2 separate regions of the Mus musculus genome follow, and region 1 is linked to region 2. Evidence: chromatin loops called from intact Hi-C (ENCODE). Cell type or tissue: heart. All regions are shown on one strand. Each heading gives the region's core, and the rest is flanking DNA. Links, peaks and the distances in the headings are about the cores only.

The links. A loop is a pair of places that touch in the nucleus more often than their neighbours do. Peaks named below come from ENCODE experiments on the same cell type or tissue, not always from the same donor. Only the 100,000 strongest peaks of a DNase experiment are listed, where the experiment ranks them.
Region 1: a loop joins it to region 2, with 2.2 times the contacts of the local background. A loop is called at or near these places in 2 of 42 quality-filtered maps.

Annotation. Positions count from the first base shown.
Region 1 is chr13:53,266,186-53,269,092 of GRCm38, reverse strand. All of the region lies in intron 1 of Ror2 (receptor tyrosine kinase-like orphan receptor 2), which reads left to right. Among named protein-coding and RNA genes, the nearest start is that of Ror2, 18 kb to the left of the region's middle. In heart, for the core only: no CTCF peak of the experiment used is centred there; no DNase peak of the experiment used is centred there; H3K27ac peaks cover 994 bases.
Region 2 is chr13:53,210,913-53,213,819 of GRCm38, reverse strand. All of the region lies in intron 1 of Ror2 (receptor tyrosine kinase-like orphan receptor 2), which reads left to right. Among named protein-coding and RNA genes, the nearest start is that of Gm52058, 43 kb to the right of the region's middle. In heart, for the core only: no CTCF peak of the experiment used is centred there; no DNase peak of the experiment used is centred there; H3K4me3 peaks cover 985 bases; H3K27ac peaks cover 2,120 bases.

The sequences.
Region 1 (2,907 bases), core at 132-2,631, 55 kb before region 2:
GTAGCACGTTCTAGGTTGTCTTTTGGCTTCCACACATGAACCTTCATAACGTGAATATACCACACACACACACACACACACACACACACACACGCACGGAAATTGTACAGAGCCCACGGAAGCCGTGTTATTTGTTCCTCAATGAAAGGAGAGCCACGACTCCAAGATCCTGTTGGTGGTGGCTTCTCTGTCCATGCATCTGTGGTCATTGAATTCTAGAGTGCTGTTCTGCCTCAGGACTGCCTCCCCCCCCCCCCCCCCCCGTTGAACAGAGGGAGAAGGGGGTGAGAAGTTTCTGCTTTGACAAGCTCTCCTAATCCCATTATTGTTAATTATGAGATAGTCTTTGAAGTCCCCTAATGATGCTTTTCATGCAAGGCCGAGACAAAAGCATTCATCAGATTTTTGGGCATTTCTTTCAGTCCCTTGCCGGAGCTTTGTTTTGCTTGCCAATTAAAAACTCATTCAAGTAATGGCACATTTTCTTATGCTGGAAGGTTCTGGAATGTGATATCCCGATGCCCAGCTTTTACTTACGACTATTGCTATACTGTGTAATTGGTAGCCATTCACCATTTACATCGGTGGCTATTTCATTACAGTTTAGAGAGATTAAATTAAGGTACAAAGTGATCTCTCAATGGTACCAGTCACGCAAGGAGTTTGATGGTCACTGTGTTTGCTTGGCATCTTAGTGGACCCTGCAGGTGCAGGGCATCTCCATTGTCACAAGTTTCTCACCGACAACCCTGCTCTGTGCATTCGCTCCGTCATTTCAGCCGCTTGGGACTACCAAGAGCCTGCTGAGTGCATGTGGGTTTCTGCTTTGCTGACTCCATAAAAATGCCAAGCTCCTTCTATGCTGAGGGAGCAATGTTTCCTTGAGAGCTCACTGTTGAGTAACTTGCTCCTTGCCTCCTTGTTTTGTTGGCGACAATGCTTTTGTCATTAGGTGGAACAACCTTAGGCAAGGGGTGAGAATGAGGAGGGGCAGGCAGGAGGATGCTGGGTGAGATCAGAAAGGGTGTGGCTAGCAGGGCTCGGGGGAAGCTGGACAGGTGCACAGATAAGTGTGTGCCACAGGAGGAAGGCCAAGGGCAGCGCTGCTGGGGCAGGTCAGCTGATCTACCGTGTGGCTGTTTTGTGTTGCTTGACATGGGAGGGCGTGCTACTGCTTAGAGAAGAGGCTCATCTGATGGTTTAAAAGAGCATCGAGGAGAAGGACATTTAATAAGGACCTAGGAGCAGCTCATGTGATTGCTTCTTCTCTTTTTAAATTTATTTATCCTTATTTTCTGAGATTAGGTCATACCTTGTCGCCCTGGCTGGCCTGGGACTCTTTATGTAGACCAGACTGACCTTGAACTCAGAAAGAATCAGTTGCTTCTGCTTCCCAAGTGCTGGGATTAAACCGTATCTTACTCCGCATGCCTGGCTGTTCAACATTAGAGCTGGCCTTGAACTCAGAGATTTGCCTGTCTCTGTCTCCCTGGTGCTGTAACTAAAGGTGTGCACTACCACTGCCCAGCTTCGACATTTTTTTTAAAAAACAGGCATCTTGGTGTTAAGTGATGCCACAGTGGGGTTTTCTTTTTAAATTTTCATTTATTTTTATTTCATGTGCCTGCATGTATGTGTGTGTGAGGGTGTCGGGATCCTCTGGAACCAGAGTTACAGACAGTTGTGAGCTGCCATGTGGGTGCTGGGCATTGAACCCGCATCCTCTGGAAGAACAGCCAGGGCTCTTAGCCGCTGAGCCATCATCTCTCCATCCCTGACCACAGTGGTTTTGATTTGCATTTTCTTGGTAATTAGTGCTGTGAATGTTCTACATGTCGGTTGTCTGTTACAGTTATGGGGAGTTAAACTTTAAACCTAGTACATGCCAGCCACTCAGTCTACCAACTGAGCCCCAGCCCCAGCCCCAGCCACCAACCTTCTATTTTATCCAGAGGAATGCTTTAGAAGACATAGCATCATTCTCCCTTTGAGGTTGTTAAGGGGATGCATGGGGAATTAGGTCCCCCTTCAGCATCCACTGGTTTCTGGTATAGCACCTAGCAGTTTGATGCCTGAAGTTAATAAGAAGAAAATGAGGCAGGGTCAGGCAGGAGCTGGAGACATGGTAACAGTTTCCCGTTGCTTTTCTGTATCCTTGAAACTGCTCCCGGAACGCAATGAATTATTGAAGATGGTGTTTGTGTGAAATGTATGATTCAACTTTTCCACTGTCGGGCTCCTATTTTAATAACGGCTTTCTGTGATTTACATGCCAGAGAACAGCACTTGAAGGGAAACAACCCAGTGTTCTTTAGTGTGTTCAGTCCTAAAACTGACACCGTAATCAGTTTTAGAGCGTTGTCACTGCCCCTTAAAGAAACCTTGTACCCGTTACAGCCATGGCTTTCTCAGGGTTCCGGCAGCTGTGTGTGCTTTGGGCTCTGTGAGCTCATTTTTTTCCCCTGATATTTCATATAAATACAATCATTTCCATATGTGGCTTTTTGTGGTTGATTTCTTTCATGCAATCCAGTGTTCTCAAGGTTCATTCATGTCCTGTGAGTGTTGGAACTCTGTTCCTTTCAGAAGTAAAACAGTTTTTTGTTTGTTTGTTTGTTTTTAGAATAGTTTTAAGTTCATAGAAGTATAAAGTCAGGGCTGAGATGGCTTAGCCAGGAGCAGGGACCCGAGTTCGATTCCCAGAACCTCTGTAAGAATGTGGGTCACAGGAGTATGGACTTGTAATCCCAGGGCTGGGGAGGTGGAGTCTGGTGGTCCTGGAGGTCACTGGCCAACAAGTGTAGCTAAATTGTCCAGTTCTAGCCAATGAAAGAACCCATAACAAAAAGGGGGGAATTGTACAGTTGACAAAGAAGTTGTTACACAACCATGAGGACCAGAATTTGA
Region 2 (2,907 bases), core at 322-2,821:
ATGATCTCTCGGACCCTGCTGGAGCAGTGCCCTGGCCTTGTGGACTGACTTACTTGTGTTCTCACGCCCCACAGGATATGCTGAGGGGAGACCTTATATGAATTTTGAAACCATGGCCTTTCCACACACACCCTAGTTCACTAAATAACGACTCGGAGACTGATTATTATGATTACATGCCGAGGCCAAAAGCTAGGACTTGTTCCCCGACTAGTTCATAACTTAATTATCCCATGTGTTCTATTCTAAGTCCTGCCACGTGGCTGGGTACCTGGTGCTCAGGTTCATATGCCCAGCTTGCCATCTCATTCCTGTGAGAATGTCTCGTACTTCCCTCTATCCTAGAAATCCTCTCTCTACCAGATGTCCCACCTTCTAATCCTGCTTTATGTCATTGGCTGTAGGCCTTTTTATTGACAGGTGAAACTTCCATACATTACACCAAAGATCGCCTCTGCAGAATTTCCTAATTACGATCACTCCAGGTTGAGGCGAGCACCTTTATGTGGCTCCAACACTTATCCATTCCTGTCCCATGGAAAACTTTCTCAAGATTTGCACACTAGAATCAGAGACTCCAGAAAATACTTCAGTCTTCCAAGTCTGTGCAAGAGAAAAAAATTGTAAACACTCCTTAGCAGGGCTGAGACTCCGCCCAGAACCTTTGCAGTGGTGTTGCCCTCTCTGCAGGGACCTTCTGGGTCCTCACAGATGAACACCCAGACTTTATACTCCTCCGGATCCGGGCTGCTTGGCTCCCTTCTAGAGGCCACTCCCTGGAAGGGAGGACTGGCCTGCTTACCGACCTGGAGTCCTGTGAGATACCTGGTATTGCATGTGCTGCTGAGATGTGCATGTTGCTGGGGACAGAGTGGTGACTGTGGCAGGGAGCAGCACTGTGTTCTGATTCCTGATCCTGTGCCCTGCTTGAGGGAACCCTGCTGTGCCACCCTTCATCTGGAAGCCGGGTGATTGGACCACATCTGTGATTAGGATTCTGGGTAGCATATGGAAACCCTAAGAGCCAAGTGTTCTTTGTGTGAGCACACATCCCAGCTATGAAATGAGTGTGAGTTTTGTCTCCCTTGTTTTCAATTAGGACTGCTTCTGTGTATGGAAGCCGTACACACTCCATAAGTATCAGTGGACCCTTAATGTTAGCCTGGATGGCGTCTTCAGTCTGGAACTCCAACCTAGGCCCTTTCTGTGAATGCATGTGTGCACTGTGCACGTATGCCTGTAGTCTTCTGCATTTGCCCAGGTAAGTCACCAAGGGTCAGCGCCTCTGTCCTGGTTAGTGTGAGACAAGGAGCTCCCATTGTAACTTAGGTCCTATCCCTGGGTCCTGCCTGATGAACTGTGGTCTTTGTTCTCAGGTGCCACAATCAAGTGAGCAGGTTGCGCCTGGCCTTTGTTTCTTCTTCCCTCAGCAGGATCAGGACTGGATTCTGGGTGGGAACTAGCCAGCAGCTTTATCTGCCTGGCTGGAGGGGCAGCCTCACGCAGGCTCCCTGCGAAATCCGGAGGAGGATCGGTGGGCGAAGTTTCCACCCTCCCCCTCTCTATCACGTTAGCCCCCTTATTTTCTCCTGTTCATTTCGACAGGATTTATGCTTGATTAAGTTACCCTCTTTTATCATAATTAAAGAAAAATGTGGTGGGAGGGCCGTGAGGACTGTTCAATGAAAACCAGATTGTTGAACCTGCAGGGAAACAAGGGCCGCCCTGTTGCTCCCGGCCCCGCCCAGGCCCCGCCCAGGCCCCGCCCCAGGAGACTACTCAGCTGGGCGCAGAGAGGAGGCAATCTAAACTCTCCAAAGAGCAAGTCTTTTTCCTTGATGCCTGCCCAGAAGGTGGCAGGAAACAGTGGCATTGCCCAGGCATGTCATCTCTTGGTCTGCATCCTTCTGGGAGCTGGCCAATGTCACCCTCTTCTCCTGGGGGGGGGGGGGGGGGTCCGTGAATAACCGTAGGTCTCCTTTTCCGAAGACTTTCCTAGTGAGGCCAGTAAACCTGCTCAGAACCTGCTGGAATGTTTTCTAGAAGTGTGTTTGGAATTGGTTTGGCTCCTGTATCCTGTGCACAGGTCACCCAGCCTCATCAAGGCAACGCTGTGAGAAGGTCTTGTGGCTGCCCCCGGTTGTCAGAAAGCCTTGGTTAGTTAGGGTTGGCGGTGGAGTGATCTCTTTGCCGAAGCGAAGTGGCCCTGTTGTTGCTTCTGACATGGTTTTCTTACTCAGGAAGATGAGGTTCTTCATCTCAGTAAGAAGATAATTTAAGAATGGACCCTGGAGGGAGATCAGGGGACACTCTCAGCTCTGTATGAGAGAAAAGCAACAGGGTTTTTGGTAACTGCGTGGGGAGGAGAGGGAGAAAGTCATGGTGTTTTCATTTAGGCACTGAGGCTGAGAGACAGACAACCCTGCGTGTCATGGAAAACATACTGAGACTTTAGGTCAGTATCCCCACTCCCCAAAAGAAGAAAGATAGGAAAGGAGAAAGAAGAAAAAACACATTTAATGCTTGACCAAGGGCTTATGTTGAGAGGGCACCTGGTCCCAGGCTTGCCTGCCTGTCCCAGGGCAAAGGATTTCACCATGATCATGGGTGGGTGGTTAGAAATATAAATAGAGACAGTTCATTAATAAAGATACATGGCTTAGTGGTTAGAAACAAATCTTGATCTTCCAGAGGACCTGAATTCAGCTCCTAGCACCCACATCAGGCAGCTCAGGATCACCTGTCACTCCTGCTCCAGGGGGATCTGACATTCACAAACAGACCCACTGACACATGCACATCCCACAGACAGACACATGCACATCCCACAGACAGACACATGCACATCCCACAGACAGACACATGTACATCCCACAGACAGACCCATGCACATCCCACAGACAGACA